Linked DNA regions of Homo sapiens: region 2 is linked to region 1. Evidence: chromatin loops called from intact Hi-C (ENCODE). Cell type or tissue: Calu3. All regions are shown on one strand. Region 1 overlaps LINC02008 (long intergenic non-protein coding RNA 2008). Region 2 overlaps GBE1 (1,4-alpha-glucan branching enzyme 1).

Region 1 (5,000 bases):
ATCCAAATAATTTTAATGTAATTAGGAAAAAACTGAATTATTGAGCCAGTATGAACACATAGCCATTTAGATTAATTCTTGTTCTACTAAAAAAATGAGATAGAAATGTCCACACCAGTTTCATTTCCTTTAGCCTTGTAAGAGAACCAGTATTTTTATAGAATGGGATATTTATGGGGTTGAATTGTATCCCTCTAAAAAAGATATGTTGGTAAATTCCAGCACCTTAGAATGTGACCTTAATTGGAAATACCATCATTGCAGATGTAATTAGTTAAGATGATGTCCCACTGTAGTAGGGTTAACCCTTTAATCAATATAAAGTATCCCTATAAAAGGAAACAGAGACAGAGAGAGTGTGACCATGTGGAGATAGGAAGAGACTGGAGTTATGGGGCCACAAGCCAAGGAAAATCTAGGCTACCAGAAGATAGAAGACGCAAGGAAGCATTCTTCCACAGAAGTTCCAAAGTGAGCATGGCTCTGCCTACACCTTGATTTCTGACTTTTAGCACCCAGAATTGTGGAAGAATGGATTTCTGTTGTTTTAAGCAACCCAGTTTGTAGTAATTTGTTACAGCAGCCCTCAAAAACTAAGATGAGAATGAAGAATTTTCAAAATAAAAAATATTTATAAGTAACAAAAATACATATTAAATTTTAATTTTAAATGTCCATTTTTATACATCTTTTATTTTTATTGGAAGTTTATAATTTCAAAAGCCTTTTGTTGTAGATATTTCAAGACGGTGATAGCAGAATTACGTCTTCAGAGAGTAAAATTGATTAGTATATTCAACTGAATTTATCTCATGCTTTTATAGATTGTATAAAAGCATTTATAGATTTATAAATTTATTTATGTATTTATAGATAGATTGTATCTCATGCTTTTATAGATAGATTTCCCTTCATGAATTCACTCAATTTTCAACATTTCTCCCATCCATATCAGAGATTATTCCCTTATGTTCAGTTGTGTTGATTAACTTCTATTTTTAAAATATTCTTTGCTTTCTTACTGATTATATAAGACAATTTTAAGAAGTTTTGCCCTTGAGAAACTTTTTTCTAAAATTGCATATGCCTTAATTTGTGGATATTTATGTTTATTTATGTATGAATACTGAACAGAAATATGTATTTGTATGTAAATGGTCAATCATATCTATTTGACTTTAAATTTGACCAAAGTTTATTATTGAAATTTAAAATGAAATTGTATGACATATATGTCTCTCTTTGTATTTATCTTTGAAGTAAACTTTGAATTAAAATTTACACAGTATTTGGCCAAGATGGAAAGGAGCTCCATTCTGTGATTATTTCTTTCATTTAATTAAGTGGGCATGAAGCCTTTAGGAAAAAAAAAAAATGCATGTGCATCCAGAACCCTGGCTCTCATTAGAGAAACTAACAGCAGAGCTCTTGAAATGCACCTGAGCCACATGTGTCGCCTTGGACAGCAAACTCTTTTTTTAAAATAATTACAGAATTAATTCCTAACCAAACAATAGATATCTGGCCATCATGAACAAACATTTCAAGGAATTACAGTAATGAAGAAATTATCCAGTATTTGGTCTTGTGTGTGGCTAGTATCTCATCTTGATATTATATGGGAAGGTGGTAGCTGATACATGCAGGAAAATTTAAAAAAACAAATCAACACTGACACCCACATTTTTGACTTATTGCTCTAAAAGTTATTCCAAATTTAGGTAATTTTTTGTCAATCTTTTCAGAGCAGTGACAGAAGATTGAAGTCTGCAGCCTTTTTTGGGGACTTTACATATTCTTTGCTGAGAACATATTGCTTGTGTGGTAGACAGAATGATAGCCCCCTCAAAGACATTCACAGCCTCATCACAGGAACATGTGACTGTGTTATCTTACAGGGCATTTTCACAGATGTGATTAATAAGGACCATGGCATGACGAGATTGTCCTGGATTACTCAGGTGTGTCCTTAAAATGAGTCCTTAAAATTAGATTATCTTTTTAAGGTGTGGTCAGAAAGAGGGAGATGTAACTATGAAAGAATGGCCAGAGAGATGCAACCTTGCTAGCTTTGAAGCTGGAGGAAGGGAACCATGAGCCAAGAAATGCAAGAAGTCTCTAGAAGCTGGAAAAGGCAAGAGAATTATTTTTCTCCTAGAGTCTCTGGGAAGTAACACAGCCCCATTGACACCTTGATTTTAGCCCATGTCAGATCTTCCAACCTATAAAACTGTAAAAGAATACATCTATGTTTTAAGCCACTAAATTTGTGGTAATTTGTTACAACAGTTATAGTAAACCAACGTACCTTTGTGTTATACTTTATTTTTAAATACCTTTTTATTCTTTAGATAGTCTACATAAATTTTAATCACTTACTATCTATTTTGCTGAAGTTAGGGTCGTAGTGACTAGTGTGTACTTGATGAAAATATTATTTTGAGTTCATCCTCCAAAACCTAGTAGGATATAAAAATATTTGGCTATAAAATAGAACAATTGTAAATTATGCACGTAACACTTAATTATGGTGGCAAACACTGCTGGCTCCCAATCGCTTAAAAGCTGAGTTTTAGCCCTTTGAAAAACTCCATTTTAGTGAAGCTGCAAAATATTTTTTTTTTTACTGGGATAATTTCTAAGAAATAAGATACAGTGGCACTGACTGCATTCTGAATTGCTCCTTGGTAACATGGGACTCTATTACACTAAGTGTCCAGCAGGGGCCGCAGTGTGGAACTTTTCCCACCATCCAAACCAGATGAAGTTGGCTGAACCTAAACCTGCTCACGTGTGAGTACATTTCATTTTATCATGGGCAAGCACTTAACATACTGTAGTTCAAAGAGAAATAAAAATTATGTTGTGTATGAGAGGGGTCAGAAAAATAGAATTGGGTGTTGTAAGGTCATCTTTTTTATTTCCCCATATGTTAAGAGAAAATCCTGATCTCAGCATATATTTTACATACTAGTAGGCAAAATCATGGCAGAAGCTGGAAGTAGACAGTGGAGTTCCACCAAACCCATCCTGATTCATTTTAATGCAACCATTAATTGTATTACTTGTATTCCATCCATTATTACAAAAGTGTATATTTCAGGTTCAAATGCTAAACAGAACAGGACACTAGCACAAGATTGTCCTAACCAAACCTGGATTTGTGGTTTGCTCTGACCATGAGCCACTCTACTGCAGAGCCATTTTCAAATGGGAATCCTCAGAAAGGAATAGCTGCATGCTGTGCCCAGGAAGGCTGTGTGCTTCCTACAGTAGAGTGCTGGTAAATGTTTAACAACCAGCTCTCAGGGTAGAGGAGTGAGGTTGGGAAATACGACTTGTAGCATTTGTTAATTTCTGGGTGTAAATATTTCTACCATGAACAATTTCAAGCTACCAAATTAAAGTCACTGAATGTGGAATTGGAAAGAGATGCTCACAATCATTCCTAACAAGCTGGTAGGCGCTGACTCCAGTGCACCACTAGCTGTCTCTAGCTGTGTTCTGGGATTCACACACACAAGGCATGTAGGCAGAGCCATGCATAGCTGGATTCTAAGGATACCAGAAGTGACTATCGTAGACTAGAACTGAGAAGTTCTTCCTTTTTCTCTTGGCATTAACTATAAGTCACAGATTCTAACATGAAGGAGTGGGGAGCTGTTGGGGAACTTTGGAAGTTTATTCAGTTAAAGATTAAAATACTGCATTGTTTTAATGTTATTATAAATTCCTTTAAAAAGTGCAAAATTAGAGATTCACTTACTGGTTTTGTAATTATGCGAATTCAAATTTGGGGAGAGCATAATTTATTAAGGACAAAAAAATCTGGCTAAACAAAGGAACTCAGGATGTGGAAATGAACTTAGAAGGTGTCGAAGGTTCTCTCTCTGCTGTCTAGCATCAATCATTTTAGAATGTTTGAACATTTGAACAACCACTTTGTAATTCATTCTAGTTTTCTTGCAATGGCATTAAATGTTTTTATAAAGTGAGTGTTTTAGTCCATTCCCACACTGCTATAAAGAAATACCTGAAAGTGGTTAACTTATAAAGATTAGAGGTTTAATTAGCTGACAGTTCCACAGAATGTACAGTAAGCACGGCTGGGGGAACCTCAAGAAAGTCACAATTATGGCAGAAGGCAAAGGGGAAGCAGGCACATCTTACATGTCCTGAGCCAGAGGAAAAGAGGTGGCAGGAGGTGCCACACATTTTTAAACAACCACATTTCATGAGAACTCACTATCACGAGACCAGGAAGGGGGAATCTGCCCCCATGATCCAGTCACCTCCCACCAGGCCCCTCATCCAACATTAGGTATTACAACTTGAAATAAGATTTGGGCAGGGACATAAATCTAAACCACATCATTGGGACTTCTAAATTTTAGTTGTGTTTTCTTCAGGGTCAACTGGTGAAACTTTCTCCAATTATTCAATAAGTGGATCACCAATAATCTCCAGTTTTGAAGCTTTTAGCAAACTGTAATGATTGAACAAAAGCTTACAAGGAGAAAGCCATTAAAATGTATTCCACAAAAGCAAAGGAGGAACTGAACACATTAAGAGAATACAAATAGTGAAAACAATTTAATTTTTAAAATTTTGTTTTGTGATTTGTGATATACCAATTCATGAAAATGATTTTTTGATGGAGTTGCTATTTTTTAATTTGAAAATTTACATGCTGAAAAAAGTGGAATAAAATTCAGATTGCCTAAGATATTATAGATGTGAATTTAACAAAACATTTAGATGAATTACAAACAGTGGAAACTTAATATGACACATCCTATCTTTAAAAAATATACTTTGAAAGAAAAGGCTTTTGAATGGAGGCAGAAAGACAGCCTGTGAAAATATTTGTTCTGAAAAATTATAAATTCCAAAATGGAAAGAATTAGAATTGGTAATAGCCTCCATTTAGCAGAACTCTCTCTAAACTTGCATGTACTTCAGTACCTGTAGAAAGAGTATTTCTTCAGTTGAATGAATTA
Region 2 (5,000 bases), 550 kb after region 1:
GTGACATTAAACTTGGACCAACATAACTTCTGCTTCTACATTTATAATAATTCCTTAAACATTATCAGGTCAAAAAGCAAGTATTTTATAAAGATTTTTACTTAGAAAACATAAAAACAAAGGAATATTCTCCTTTAATACATGGGAACGTAGCCTTGTATTTGTTACTTTAAAAAAAATGCTGTAGTTTTCAATTTTCTCACCTTGGTATAAGGTTCCTCATCAGCCCCATCTCTTACTATTTCTAGTTTTTTCATGTAGACTTTTTTCCCTCACAAGTGACAAATCTTACTTTTTAACCTCCTGCTAAAAGCCTTAATCATTCTTTGTTCACATTCAATAATGTTTTAAGGTGTACGTCAACCTAGAATTATTTTTCAGTCAGTAATAGCACAAAGTGAGGTATTTTCTCTCTGAGTATTCATGGCAGCTTAAAAAATTGAAATTTAACCTAATAAACATTTTATTACATTGTATGATGAAGGTAATGCATTAGGCAATGTATCATACTTACTTATTATACATGATAACTATAATAATCATAGTTATCAAATAGAAAAATATTTTATCCTAAATTTAGGATATGACCATCCTGTTTTAGATTGTAAATTCTCTGAAAGCAGTTATCATCTTCTATTTTATGTAATTATTTAAAATTCTTATTGTATCACCAAACTGGGTCCCCCCTTAGTTAATAAAACTAAAGTTAAAATAGTATTACAATAAAACCCTTAGACATAGTGATTTTCCTCTACTTTTGTAACTGGTGCATTTAAAAACAATTCAATAAGTGGCTCCCATTCTCCCTATATGTCAATAAAACACACAAGAGTTATTAAATCAGATGACAACTGTACTCAGAATGTATATGGCCTGTGATGTTGTCTACCCATACAGTATGAGTTAAATTAGAATGCTAGATTTTATTCATGTTTTTGTTGTTCAAAAGCAAATTATGTATCATTTCCTAGTTGTATTATTTCAATATCATTAGTTTTGAATATCATTCTTAGTTTAATCAATTACTGAACAAATATTTGACTATCTAAATTATGCCAAATTTGCTGTATTTCCTTTCATTTTATTTGATCATTTTTGAAGTGTTTATGTTAAGGTAATGTATGTGTCTAATGAACTCATTCATTGATCTGTTAATTCCACCAAATATTTATTGAGCACCTAGTATTTTTAATAAATATAGTTTTTCTAATTAAACATTTTTGAGATATTAGGATAATTGTAGATTCACATGCAGCTGTAAGAAATAATACAGTGAGATCTGGTATGCTCATTCATCAGTTTTCCCCAGTGGTAGCTTCTTGCAAAGGTATAGAACAATCTTTTAACCAAGATACTCACATTGATATACTCAAGGTGCAAAACACGTTCATTGCCACAAGATTCCCTCATGTTGCCTTTAGAGTAACGCCTACTTATTTTCATCTTGCTTGCTTCTAATAATGCCTTAACCGCTGGCAACCACGAATGAGATCTCCATTCCTATAATTTCGTCATTTCAAAAATATTATATAAATGGAATCATGCAGTTTGTGACCTTTCTGGATTGGCATTTTCAGTTAGCAAAATTTTCTCGAGATTTATCCAAGAAAACCTCCAATGTTGTTATATCCAGCATTCTTGTTGCATATATCAACAGCGCATTCAACAGCACTGAATAGGATTCCAAGGCAGGGGTATACCACAGTTTAACCATTCACCCATTGAAAAACATCCAGGTTGCTTCCAGCTTATGGCTATTATGAATAAAGTTACTGTATACATGTGTGTACTCATTTTTTATCAACATAAGTTTTCATAACTATGAGATAAATGCTCAAACACTACAATTACTGAACCATACAGTAATTCCCTGTTTAATTTTTTAAGAAACTGCTAAACTGTTTTCCAAAGTAGCTGTAACATTTTACATTCTGACTAGTGATGTTTGAGAGACCTGCCTCTATACATCCTCACCAGCATTTGGTGTTGTCACTATGTTTTATTTTAGCTATTATAATCAGTGTGTAGTGACATCTCATTGTGGTTTTATTATTTTTCAAATGGTTTATGATGCTGGATACCAAACATGTGCTTATTTGCCTCCTGCATATCCTCTTTGGTGAGGTATCTGTTCATATCTTTTAACCATTTCTTGATTGCATTGTTTATTTACTGTGGAGTTTTGAGGGTTCTTTATATATTTTAGATTCAACTTCTTTGCCGGATACATGGTTGACAATTTTTTTCTCCTAGTCTGATGCTTGTTCTTTCATCCTCTTCACATTGGCTTTTCACAGAGCAATTTTTTAAAAATTTTGATGAAGCTAGTTTATCATTTTTTCCCTTGTATAGGTCTCTCTTTTGGTATCAAGTTTAAGAAATTTTTGACTCTCTTATGGTTTTTACTAAATGTTTTATAGTTTTTATTTTTTATATTTAAGCCCATGATCCATTTTGAGTTAAGTTCTGTGCAATATATAAGACTTAGCTCAAGGTTCTTTATCGTTCTCTTTTTACCCATGGGTATCCAATTCTTTAAGCATCATTTGTTGAAACATCCGCCCACCTTCCATTGAATTTCTGTTGCCCTTTTATCAAAAATTAGTCTGGCCCATTTGTGTAGGTCTATACATTAGTTTCCTATTATTCCCATATCCAATTTACCACAAGCTTAGTGGCTTAAACAGCACAAATTCACAACAGTTCTATGTGTTACAAAAATGAAATGGGTTTTACTGGGACTAAAATCAAAGTGTAAACAGGGCTGCATTTCTTCTGGAGGCTGTAAGGGAGAAGCCATTTCCTTGCCTTTTCTCACTTCTAAAAGCTGCCTATATTCCTTGGCTCATTGCTCCTTCCTCTATCCTCAAAGCAGCAGTATAGCATCTTCAAATCTTTCTCTTATTTTGACACTCATGCCTGCTTTTTAGAAAGATGCTCGTGGATTAGGTTGTGAACATCTATGGATGGTTGCTCTTCTGCCTTCCACGTTCTGCCCTCTGGTGCCCAAAGATTCGCACTGCAATGATCAGAACTGCTTATGTTCTCATAATTGTATGACAGTGTGTTGAATTAAAGAGGGAGAGTAAATTTAGGACATAATCCTGAGGAACACCAGCCTTTATAGGACAAACAGAGGAAGAGAATTTATAGTATGTCGGGAGTGGCGGGAAGAAACAAAACAATATAAAGCAAGAGTTTCACAGTGGTAGATTAATAAAGGGAAAAGTTCAGGGGCAGGAGATAGGATCAGCAGTGTCAATATGTATAGCAAGTATCTACTTAAGGGAGAGCAATTACTAACTTAAGCTCACACCACAAGCTTAACCTCAGCAAGTTCAGTTGCATAAAAGTATAGTGTTAGAGGGACAGAGCCAGACTGAACACCGACTAGAAATTGAAATGCAGACACAAAATGTGTGGTCTGTTAAGAGGGTAATTATTTGATGATAATTAACTTTAAATTTTGAAACAGTTGTTTTATCACTTTGTAAAAATGAAGCGAAACACTCTTTTTACTAATTTTTTTCATATAAACAAATAAATATAACAAGTGTATCTCTACCATGTACAAGTTATAGGAAGACATGCCGTGCAATAACATTACTGTGGGCATTAATCAAGAGGTGGCAGTTATTACAGAAAAATAGTTGCAAAGATCCTAAAATATAATGATTAAACTGTCTGCACAAAAGCAAACACCACACACACACACACAAACACACTCTACACCACTGTCATTTGGACATTCTGTATAAAAGCTGTGATTTCAGTAAAAGTTTAAACAGTGATAACTTTGCTATATGGGTGGACTAATATGTGCTTATCAAATAGTTTGCACTGATATAATGCATAACTTCAGATTGTGATTTAAAAATAAGAAAAATAATGCTTTACTCAGAAGCTTATTTTTCTCTCTTGTGTCTAGCTACTTAAAGAGTTTAAAGATGAAGACTGGAACATGGGCGATATAGTATACACGCTCACAAACAGGCGCTACCTTGAAAAGTGCATTGCTTATGCAGAGAGCCATGATCAGGTAAATGAATATGTGCATAAATTCATTTATTTCTCTCTCTCTCTCTTCCTCCTTCCCTCTCCTTAATAACATATTTAAATATAAACATATCGAAATATAAACCTCTGTAGTTACTATAATGTGTGTATGTGTGTGTGTGTATTAATATATATCTTTACAGGAAAACTACGTATATTGGAAAAAATGTTAAATTTGTAGATGGAGAAACTCCAGTTTCAAAATGCAGTAGTATGTTTGTCCTGCCAAACTATAATTAATAGATTATACATTGCAGTTGCAAGTATTATATGTTTTCCCTTGTCATAATGAAGAAAATTGGTGCTGGACCAGGTTTATTTTAGTTTCCGTCTTAGGCTGCCTTCTAGAGGTATTCTTTTATGCTTTTGACAAGCATTCTTCAGTTTTTCCCCTCAGTCACTGAAATCTCCTGCTAATTGACCTCCCTGACCCCTGTTCCATCCAGCCTTAGTCTGTCTTCTCGAATACAGCCTAAGTTATTTTCTAAAGAGGAAAGCTCGTCTTGTCAACCCAGATATACTGGTCGAAGCCTGTAATTCAAAGCCACTCCTATTTTGGCTCAAGCCGGTTTCCAGCATTATTCTCTGCCCAACTCTCCAAGCCTCCTGTTCTTCAATACTTTGAAATCCCTACCCATTCCAAATAGGTCAGCTTTTTCCAATCTTGTGCTTTTCCCCACGCATCTGCATCTGGGAAGTTCCTACTCAGACCTAATTGTCTGGCTCTGACACATTCTATATAAAGCCTTCCTTGGGTCATGTAGGGAAAAATTAGTTGTCCCATCCTCCAAGTTTCCATTATGTTTTAGGAACAGAATTTTTTTTTCATTGTCTTTCTATTTCCAGCCTTTAGCACTGTGACTGATCCTAGTAATCACTTAATAAATATTTTTAAAATGGAGAAAAAAGGTCACTTATTTAAGGTCATATTAATCCTCATACAC

Evidence for each region. Hi-C counts contacts between places; a loop is a spot of excess contacts. Peaks named below come from ENCODE experiments on the same cell type or tissue, not always from the same donor. Only the 100,000 strongest peaks of a DNase experiment are listed, where the experiment ranks them.
Region 2: a loop joins it to region 1, with 5 times the contacts of the local background. A loop is called at or near these places in 22 of 110 quality-filtered maps.

Annotation. Positions count from the first base shown.
Region 1 is chr3:82,130,914-82,135,913 of GRCh38, reverse strand. The region is part of intron 1 of LINC02008 (long intergenic non-protein coding RNA 2008); the gene reads right to left. Among named protein-coding and RNA genes, the nearest start is that of LINC02008, 150 kb to the right of the region's middle. In Calu3, a CTCF peak has its summit at 2,721 (motif pointing right); a DNase peak (open chromatin) is centred at 2,723.
Region 2 is chr3:81,580,204-81,585,203 of GRCh38, reverse strand. GBE1 (1,4-alpha-glucan branching enzyme 1) reads left to right here. Exons shown (of 16, transcript NM_000158.4): 11 at 3,929-4,039. Among named protein-coding and RNA genes, the nearest start is that of GBE1, 180 kb to the left of the region's middle. In Calu3, no CTCF peak of the experiment used is centred here; a DNase peak (open chromatin) is centred at 2,983.